2 separate regions of the Homo sapiens genome follow, and region 1 is linked to region 2. Evidence: read pairs that join two places in POLR2A ChIA-PET (ENCODE). Cell type or tissue: MCF 10A. All regions are shown on one strand. Links, peaks and the distances in the headings refer to the core of each region. The heading gives the core; the rest is flanking DNA.

Region 1 (5,381 bases), core at 215-5,214, 190 kb before region 2:
CTGGCACACATGCTAATTATCATTATATACAGTAAGCCATTGTTTAACAAATCTCTATTTACCTTTTAGAAAGCTTGGTTCAAAAAAAAACAAACAAAATTGAATCTCAAAATTACCCTTGATATCTACCAATATTTTCTGACAATAGTGCGATCTTTCTTTAGGGGGCTTGTGGGGTGAGTGGCAAAGCCAACCACCCAACACACCAACTCTAGGTTTGTCTCACATATGCATATAAAAAGCACAATAAATAACCAAATATTTTTGGATAGGTACTGATGAATAATAAACATGTGCTTTATTTTATTTTATTTTTATTTATTTATTATTATTATACTTTAAGTTTTAGGGTACATGTGCACAATGTGCAGGTTAGTTACATATGTATACATGTGCCATGCTGGTGCGCTGCACCCACTAACTCGTCATCTAGCATTAGGTATATCTCCCAGTGCTATCCCTGCCCCCTCCCCCCACCCCACAACAGTCCCCATAAACATGTGCTTTAAAGTAAATCTAATTTAATCTGTGTTACTTACAGGTATTTAAGCTGCATGCGAGGAAATGAAGATGTCTTGATTTCTGATATTATATTTGAGCTGAGGTCTAAACTCTCCAGAGCAGGGTAAAACTGGAGTGCCTGTGCATTTATTTCTGGGATTATATTATGGACTCTGTAAAACAAAGATTATAATGAAGCTGCTGCCACTGATCCACCCCAGGCCACAAAAATGTTAATTAGAATCAACAATATATGTGCTTTAAAAAAAAAATGTATACTTTTCATAATTTAAGTAAAAAACCTGAAAACTTACTAACTTACAATGAAAGTAGAGTAATATTAGATGTAGGTTCTCCAAAATACGGGATTTCTGTTAGTTCATTGTAATTCATTTTCCTAGGCAAGAGGAAAAACAGATTTAAATGTTTAGTGAGGGAAATATTACCTCTTGGATTCTACCTTCTGGCTAACACATATTCTTTAGAATAGGTGCCAAATTTGAAAAAGAATATGACTCAGAATGAGTTAGACGAAAATAAAAATGTATTTATTGAGAAATTAGAGGTTTTAATGAGAAATGTATTTTCTTTCTTTTTTTTTTCTTTTTTTTTTGAAACAGAGTTTCATTCTTTTTGCCCAGGCTGGAGTGCAATGGTGCAATCTTGGCTCACTGCAACCTCTGCCTCCTGGGTTCAAGTGATTCTCCTACCTCAGTCTCCTGAGTATCTGGGATTACAGGCATGCACCACCACGCCCGGCTAATTTTGTATTTTTAGTAGAGACAGGTTTCACCATGTTGGCCAAGCTGATCTCAAACTCCTGACCTCAGGTGATCTGCCCACCTTGGCCTCCCAAAGTACTGGGATTACCGGCGTAAGCCACCATGCCTGGCCAAGAAATGTATTTTCATAGTGTTGATCTACTATTGATATTAATATCAGAAAGGTTATGAAGTATTTTGCACATTAAATATTGTTAGTTCAAGCAAAGTTCTTTGAATAAGTTGGGTTTATGGCAGCTAATTTGAGTCCTTAAAGAAGGCATAATCAGTCCATCCAGATCTCTCTTTCTCTAAATATATATAAACACACAACACACAAATGTATATATATTTTTTCTAAAGCTATACAAATGTTAGAGAGTGTTACTTGAGACCACAGATGAAATTTATCAGCCCACCCAGAGATGGAACCTATGACTAATTTTACAGATAACATAACATGTTGCATCTGATCCCAGCAGCCCTTTAAACAGTTTGTCTCAAATGTTTTAGTAGCAAATCTAATACAATCACATTTCATTAACCTGGTTTTTAGTCACTGAACAACCTCAACAATCTAGAACACAGAAAAGAAACCAGAAGTAAAGACCTTCAGGAAACCAACCAAAGTTACAAAGTCCATGCAATAAAGCTCATGCACTTCCCACTGAAGCATTTTCAGGCCTTTCCTCAGTGCCTACTCTTTCAGCTAACAAACTTGTCAACTGTGTACTCATCCACAACGTATTAGAAGCAGTGAATCTGGGGCCAGGAGGAGAGAATGCAGAGACAATGAGCATGAAGAAGTTATCCCTGTTAGCAAAGAATTAAAAAGGAAAGTAAATCTCAGGGTTCTGATGGTGTTAATTGTAGAGGCAAATAGGCCTATATACCTTAACGGTTGTGCCTCTAGGAATGTAACAATGCAAAAACTAATATTAATAATATCTTAGAAAACTCCCTCCAAAATTACATAATACATCTCAGTATTAAAGGAAAAACTTTAGTTAAGAGAAAAACTTAATTCTATCAATCATTACATTCTCATATGATATCAAGAATACTCTATTTCATATAAATCTACTTTAGACATGATGCTCCCAATCTTAGATAACATGTCAAGACATTTAAAAAGGTTATACAACAGAGTTTCACTGGCTGAAAACTTGGCCAAAATCAAAACACATTTACTCTGAAGAGGCGTAAATCTTACTTTTAGCCCCAGGAAGGTAGAATATTTCCCCCACAGCCTGCAACTTGAAATCACCAACCCAATGCCAAGACAGTCTGATAATAACAAAGCCAAAGAAAACATTTTAGGTTTTCAAATAATTTCTTTTAACTAATTTTTTCCTTCAATTTTTTTATGGCATCTCTGGATTAAACATCCCACAAATCACAATTTATTAAGTTCCCTCAGGAATTTAACATAACTTTAAATAAATAAAAATAACTTACACTTCCTGTAATGTTTGTGATTCCAAGCTGATGTTCCAGTTAGACAACCGATTATGACTGAAATCCCTGAAAGAGGACAAAATATCATTCTTAGTTTAGTCCTGGAAAGTAGACCTAAAGAAAAAAAAAGAAACTAAATAGAAATACAAAAAGTCCTCTTGGCCAGGTACAGTGGCTCATGCCTGTAATCCTGGCACTTGGGGAGGCTGAGGCAGGCAGATCACCTGAGGTCAGAAGTTCAAGACTCACCTGGCAAACACCATCTCTACTAAAAATACAAATATTTGCCAGGTGTGGCAGATCACCTGAGGTCAGGAGTTCAAGAATCACCTGGTGAAACCCCATCTCTACTAAAAATACAAATATCATCCAGGTGTGGTGGCACACGCCTGTAATCCCAGCTACTCAGGAGGCTGAGGCAGGAGAATTACTTGAACCCGGGAGGCAGAGGTTGCAGTGAGCCAAGTTCACGTCACTGTACTCCAGCGTAGGTGACAGAGCAAGATTCTGTCTCAAAAAAAAAAAAAATTTTTTTGTTTTCTTTTTGAGACGGAGTCTCGCTCTGTCGCCCAGGCTGGAGTACAGTGGCGCAATCTCGGCTCACTGCAAGCTCCGCCTCCCGGGTTCACGCCATTCTCCTGCCTCAGCCTCCCTAGTAGCTGGGACTACAGGCGCCCGCCACCACGCCCGGCTAATTTTTTTGTATTTTTAGTAGAGACGGGGTTTCACCATGTTAGCCAGGATGGTCTCGATCTCCTGACCTCGTGATCTGCCCATCTCAGCCTCTCAAAATGCTGGGTATACAGGCGTGAGACACCACACCCAGCCAAAAAAATTTTTTTAATAAAAAAAAAAAGTCCTCTTAAATGTCAATTTGAGTAGTATAGACAAGAATGTTTATAAAGGATGAATAAAAATGTATCTGAATTTCAAAATAGCTATTTTACTTTACGTGTGTGTATTTATATATGTGTGTGTAGCTTCTGAGTTTGGGAATATATTCACATGGTCCAATTATCAAAAAGTGTAAAAAGTCTCCCACTTTTGTTTCCAGCCACCCAATTCCCCTTCCCAGTAACAACAAATGAAAATATGCCATTTATTGTGCAGACTTCTGGATATTTTATGCATGTACAGCAAATTTTTACAGAAATGACACAACAATTTACACATTTTGCCCCTTGCTTTTTTCACTCAATAATACATCTTAGGTCATTCCATTGCAGTATTTAAAGAGTTTCTTTATTCCCTGTAGTGATTATGTATTATGCCTTAACTGTAAATACATCTGAAGACATATTTCACAAGTCAAAATGGTGAGCTTCTAAATTAAAATTGAAGTTGACCACATCCTTGATAGGGATGTGGTCTTCCTTTAAAAAAAAAAAAGGCCAGGCATAGTGGCTCACGCCTGTAATCCCAGCACTTTGGGAGGCCAAGGCGGGTGGATCACCCGGGGTCAGGAGTTCAAGACCAGCCTGGCCAACATAGTGAAATCCATCTCTACTAAAAATACAAAAAAAATTAGCCAGGCATGGTGGCACGCACCTGTAATCCCAGCTACTCGGGAGGCTGAGGCAGGAGAATCACTTGAACCCTTGAGGCGGAGGTTGTAGTGAGGTTGTAGTGAGCCAAGATTGCACCACTGCACTCCAGCCTCGGTGACAAAGCAAGACTCTGTCTCCAAAAAAAAAAAAAAAAAAAAAAGCAATCCACCTTCAGTAAGAGGAAATTAATCTCACCCCAAATTATGTTAATAATAATGACGGCATTGGTGGCCAGCATTTATAAAGGCAGACAGGCATTCTTCTATGCACCTGACACATATTAACTGGCTAAATCCACACAACAATCTTATGAGGCAAATACTTTTAAAATACTTTCCTAATATGGAAACAGGCATAGAAAGATCACTGATTGGCCAATCTAAGGTCACACAACTAATAAAAGTTATAAATTTGAAATTTCATCTCACTTCTAGCAAATACTTTATTAGATACAGTAGAGATTTCACTGAAATTAGTCAAGTCTAAATAGTTAAATAGGCTTTAAAAATTCACCTTGATGCTTCTGGCATCTTTACAAGGCTGAGGTGGAATGCAGCCCACACAAGCTGTCTGCCTAAAAGATGTGCTGTATGTTACAATATGGCTAGCAACAGGGACACATTACAGAAACATTACAGATCACTTTATCTCACTATGCCACCATAGGCAGTTGACAGATGCATGCAGGTTTGAATAATGTCTCTATCACATTAGAACAATTTGTTCTCAGCTAGATTCATGCCGGCCTATCAGTAAAAGCTAGCCACTTTCATTTAAGAGCTTAATTTACACCATGACATAACTAAAGCTGTGTGTTAAACCATCACTTTTCCACAACAGTTCTAAAATATTCCAAGATGTCTGGCACAAGGTATCAGCTCAAGGACACTCATGAATGGAGGAGGGTGTCAGAAAATATAAAAGATAAAAATATGAATTCACTACACATAAAAATCTCATATTCAGATACTTCATCCAATTCACTCTTGCTACTAAACAATAAACACATACACTCGTATAAAAATATAAGTGAAAAGATGTTTTTTGTTGTTGTTTTGTGGTGTTTTGACTCAAGGAGAAATTCAACTGTTTTAATTTAAGTTAGATATTCTAT
Region 2 (5,381 bases), core at 122-5,121:
ATGTATGTTTTGTGCCTGGCTCCATTAGCTGGATAGAGGGCATAATGCAGTGAACAAAATATAGTTCCTAGCACCCACAGCTTCTAGTGTAGTGGGGAAGATATGTAGTAACTTCTGTGGTGTGGTAACACATGGCAAAACCTAATCCAATCTTGGGAGAGCATAAAAAATCAAAAATTATGTTTTTGAGCAAGTTAATCTATCTGATCTTTGATAAACATGATAAAATTATTTTGAGGATTACATGTGAAAGTACACAGCACACCATTGAGCACATAGTAACATTAATATATTAAGTGCATAGTCATTGTAAAAATCTGAATCTCCTTGAACATTCTGCAATGCAGTGTAGCAAGTATCAGTTAGGTCATCAACCAGAACAACAATGAATAAAGAACAGCTAGTGATTGTATAGCTCATCCAATTTTACAAAGGCCTTTCAAATATATTCTATCATCTGATCCTGCAAAATCCTAGGGAAGTGAGTATAATTAAAGATACTGACTCTTTATCTGGGCCTTCATCTTGGCGGGTTATCCTCCCCTGCTGTCAGGGAGCACAAAGCGGGACTGCAGACAGCTTAACTGCTAGAGCTGAAGGTTGTGCTGGATGGAAGCTTTGGAATCATACAAGAATGCAAGAGACCAAATCCTGGGTGAACCTGAGGGGGAATAATGGCTAAACCAATCCCTGAGTTCTGCACCAAAATGTGTAAAATGGTTCCTGTCCCCACAAATTTACAATCTGATTCTGTCCCTTGGCTTCAAAATGCATAATGTGATGTTTTTTTCACTTGTGGATTTCCTTTCCTAATATGCTTTACTGATTCCAGAATTAAAACTTTGCATTTCCTGAGCTTACTCTGGCCAGATCCCAAGAGGAAGTGGCCAGAAGCCATTAAGAGGGCCAGGAGGGGAACTGGACCGGGATTAAAAGTCACCTGGTGTGCTGACAATCTGTATGTGCGTAATTGTCAACAGAAGGTTTAAATGGTTATAGTCTTTGTGATTTATCTTTCTTTTCCTTTCTCAACACCCTTTTTTGTCTCCCGCTTCTAACCACCTTGAGGCCAAAAAAGAAAAAAAAAAAAGGCCTGGGTACTTTGGTCAGGCTCTATTTGTATATGCTTTTTAGAATGGGTGTTGTACAAACTTGATATCAATGCTTTTCGCTTTAAATTTCAAGTACTATCTCAGTTCTTACATGCTAAGAATGAGTAACCAGGCCTGCAGTAGGTTTTCTGAGCTAGGTACTTTGATGGGGCTCTCCCTGTGCACTAGCCCCTCCTTCCCACCCTTTCCTACCCCCGACATGCCACAGTTGCCAAATCCTGTAGATTCAGCTAGCTTACTGTTTCTCCTTTCCATCCCCTCCTCTTCGTTTTTCTTGCTATTGGCTTAGTTTCCAACAGCTTCCCTCTTTTCTCACTCACCACTTCGGATCGAGCCTCAACAGTGCTGCCAAAATAATTTTTCTAGAAGGGCCAAATTTCTCCATGTTTTGTTTTGTTTTAACAACAATTTAAAAAAAGCCTATACCTCTTTTATAACTACAAACAAAAGCAATAAAGATAAAAATAATACAACTCAATCTAATCATGTCTTTTTTTTCTGCTTAAAATACTGTAGTTTGAGGATAAAGTCCAAACTCCTTGGCTTCTGGCCTCACAGAGCTCTCCGTGATTTCCTTCCTCTGTGAAGGAAACTCCTGAAGTTTCCTTCAGCCTTATCTCTTACCACTCCTCAGCCCACACCCTGCTCTCCAGGCCAACTGCATTTCTTAGGGCTGACCTGTACCTGAAAGCCCCGCCCTTCTTTTCCCTCTGCACCAACACCTTATCCTCCGAAATTTGGAAGCCTTACCTGATCCCACAATTTCATTTCAATTGCCCTCTTGACTGAAGTGCAGTTACAATGCAAGTCTTTCAAATCTCAGGTCTCAAATCTCAGGCCACTTACTAGCTCTGGGTCCTTAGGAAAGTTACTTAATCTCTAGGCCTTGGTTTCCAGATCTGTAAAATGGAACTAATAATAGAACTTAACTTACAGGGTCGCCATGATGATTAAATCTATAAAACCCTTAGCATAGTGCCTGACATGGAATAAATGCTCACTGTGTATTAATTTTGCTTACTCTTTCACAGATACCACTATTAAAGAATAGTTTTCAAAATGATAAAAGCATAACTCACACAGAGAATGAACATACATTTATTTAAATCATGAATTAAGGAGGAAACTAGTAGGATTTTATAACTGTTTAAAATGGAATTTTACTTATAAAACTGCCTTTGCCAAATTATGACTGAGACAGCCAAAGAGATCTAACTTAACAGACTCCATCTTGCTTCTAACCTCCAAGCTGTCCTTGTTCATTCCTGGGTATAGGCCGAACTAACTTTGGGAGAAGCTTAGTTTATAGTTTAAACAAAGACAGCTCTTTCCCAAAGCAGACCTCCTTTTTGCCTGGGGACTAGATTGCCTTTGTAGGACTAACATTAGCCACAAGATTAGAAATTGTGGTTTAGGAGTCATGCAGCTGGAGGCTACAAGATTCTGACCCTTCCTAAACTGCTCCTAAGATCAGTGCTTGAGATATTTTGCAGACTCGGCACTTGATGGATCATCTGGCACCACCCAATTGAAAAACTGGCTCAACTGATCTTGTAGCCCCCACCCAGGAAGTGACTCAGTGCAAGAAGACAGCTCCGACTCCCTACGATTTCATCTCTGACAAATCAGCACTCCTGGCTCACTGGCTTTCCCCCACCCACCAAGTTATCGTTAAAAATTCTGCTCCCTGAATACTTGGGGAGACTGATTTGAGTAATAATAAAACTCTGGTCTCCAACACAGCTGGCTCTGTGTAAATTACTCTTTCTCTATTGCAATTCCTCTGTCTTGATGAATGCTCTGTCTAGGCAGAGGGCAAGGTGAACCCCTTGGGCGGTTTGTTCTGTACTGGACAAAATGTATTTAGTTGCATTGCCATGAACAGAGTTGTTTGCATCCTGCATCCAGCTCTAGACAGAAAACATCTACACCATCATCAGGCCTCCCCATTAACCTTCATTTCTACAGAGTTATAAAACAGTCCAGCACTTTTGTAGGGTAGAATTGTAACACACATCATTCCATTGAAAGACACCCAGTCATTACTTGCCCATTTAAAAGTCTTTCACAATTTTTCCTAGCACTGCAGTGCATTGTACATGTTAGTTTGCTCTTCTAAATCCCTACGAAACTGTGAACTTCTTGAGATGAGAGGGAACCACACACAAAGTATGCCATGTGATTTTAGGGCCTGGGGAAGCTTCTGCAGGAAGTGGCATTTCAACCAGGTAGAGAAAAATAGTGCTGCATTTCTCCTGGAGAAAAGCATCCAGAGAAAGCTATGTAGGAACCATGGTAGAACTGACAGCCAAGCATTGTTAAACACAGACTGTGTGCCAGGCCCTGGGCTAGGTTAAGATAAAAAGCTGAATAAAGCCTGGTCTGTATTTTTAAGAAGCTTTAAATCTGTTGGTGGCATGAAAAGGAAATCAGTGCTTACAACATAGCATGATGAGGACCCTAAAAGTCCACAGGCCAAATTTCGGAGACTGAAGTGAACAAAGGCAGAGTGTTTCCCAAGCCCAAGTCTGATGAAGGGCAGAAAACAGAGGAGATCCCAGTGGGCCTGTGGGCTACTGAATAGGAAAAGCAAATTATTTTTCTCTATACTCACACTGAACATAGAACACTCCTGTGATCAAATGTGTAGGGATTTTTCTCCACATCAAGCAATTCTCCAATTTTCTGCAGACACCGAGAGTCTTACAACTAAACTCAATTCTGATACTATCTACCTAGGTATAGTGTCAGATCACACAGATTAAGGACTCAGTTCCAGGCCAGGCGTGGTGGCTCACGCCTGTAATCCAATCACTTTGGAAGGCCAAGGTGGGTGGATCATCTGAGCTCAGGAGTTCCAGACCAGCCTGGGCAACATGGTGAAACCCCATCTCTACTAAAAATACAAAAAATTAGCCGGGCATGGTGGCGCACGCCTGTAATCTCAAATACTTGGGAGGCTGAGGCAGGAGAGTTGCTTGAACCCAGGAGGTGGAGGTTGCAGTGAGCCAAGATTGCGCCACTCCACTCAAGCCTAGGTGACAAAGTGAGACCCTGTCTCAAAAAAAAAAAAAAAAAGACTCAGTTCCACACGTTCACACTCCAACTGCAAATAGTAGACCTTCATGTTACTCACAACTTCTGTCCAACTTAGCTACAAATTAGAGGTTTTACAAATTAGACCCTTTCTTGGGTTCAATCACTTGCTAGAGTGGCTCACAGAATTAAGGGAAATGCTTTACTTACATTTACCCATTTATTGTAAAGGTGTAAAATAAAATGTATGGGAAGCCATTGTTTTGGACTGAGCTCCTGCACTAGGCCCCAACAAAACAAATTAAAATGGAGTCACTTATGCTAAGTGTCATGCAATCAAGTTGAAACTTTAAGGAAGCAAGAAAATTCCCCATTAGACCAATTTTTCCTAAAAACAGAAGATTCATAGCAACCAGTCTGAAGAGGCCCAGTCAACCTGAACCAGCATGTTAAGGAAGTCTCCTCCTTTAACCCTTACAAGGAAAGTAACCTGAAGTAACCTGATGTTAACAATCTGCTTTTGGTATTATTGTTTCCTCACTCCTGCTCTAGCTATCTTATAAAAACCAACTGTTAGGCTGGGCATGGTGGCTCACACCTGTAATCCCAGCATTTTAGGAAGCCGAGGCGGGCAGATCATGAGGTCAAGAGATTGAGAGACCATCCTGGCCAACATGGTGAAACCCCATCTCTACTAAAAATACAAAAATTAGCTGGGCATGGTGGCACGTGCCTGTAGTCCCAGCTACTCAGGAGGCTGAGGCAGGAGAATCACTTGAACCCGGGAGGTGGAGGTTGCAGTGAGCCAAGATCATACCACTAACACTCCAGCCTGGTGACAGAGCAAGACTCCATCTCAAAAAAAAAAAAAAAAAAAACAAAAACAAAAACTGGTTTGCCATCCTAGCAGAGCACTTACCTATTTTTAGATGAGATGCTGTTTGATTTATGAATTGCTAATAAAAACCAACTCGATCTTTAGACTAAATTTATTGAAATTTTCTAACAGTTCTGGTGAACATGAAAGGACTTGAAGAAGGCTGATGACCCTGAGGCCACTGAAGGATGCAGATAAGGTGCTCCTTACTCCTTTAGAGTCCCCTGACTTCCTCACAGTGCTCCCAATGTCATGAGTAAGTTCCTACCAGGGCCAACTCTTTGTATTTGAGCTCCTGATTATTTTGGCTTTTGGGTGCCAAAGGTTGTGTTGTAGCAGAGTAAATGATCTTTGGG

The links. Peaks named below come from ENCODE experiments on the same cell type or tissue, not always from the same donor. Only the 100,000 strongest peaks of a DNase experiment are listed, where the experiment ranks them.
Region 1: POLR2A ChIA-PET joins it to region 2 with 6 read pairs; 4 of 35 experiments call an interaction of 5 or more read pairs at or near these places.

What each region holds. Positions count from the first base shown.
Region 1 is chr1:113,088,723-113,094,103 of GRCh38, reverse strand. It overlaps LRIG2 (leucine rich repeats and immunoglobulin like domains 2), which reads right to left. Exons shown (of 18, transcript NM_014813.3): 2 at 2,721-2,786; 3 at 824-898; 4 at 540-674. Among named protein-coding and RNA genes, the nearest start is that of LRIG2, 18 kb to the right of the region's middle. In MCF 10A, for the core only: no CTCF peak of the experiment used is centred there; no DNase peak of the experiment used is centred there.
Region 2 is chr1:112,901,510-112,906,890 of GRCh38, reverse strand. The region is part of intron 1 of LOC124904342 (a long non-coding RNA gene); the gene reads right to left. Among named protein-coding and RNA genes, the nearest start is that of MIR11399, 22 kb to the right of the region's middle. RefSeq lists enhancers at 168-727, 2,530-2,824, 2,731-3,662, 3,663-4,596. In MCF 10A, for the core only: no CTCF peak of the experiment used is centred there; a DNase peak (open chromatin) is centred at 2,680.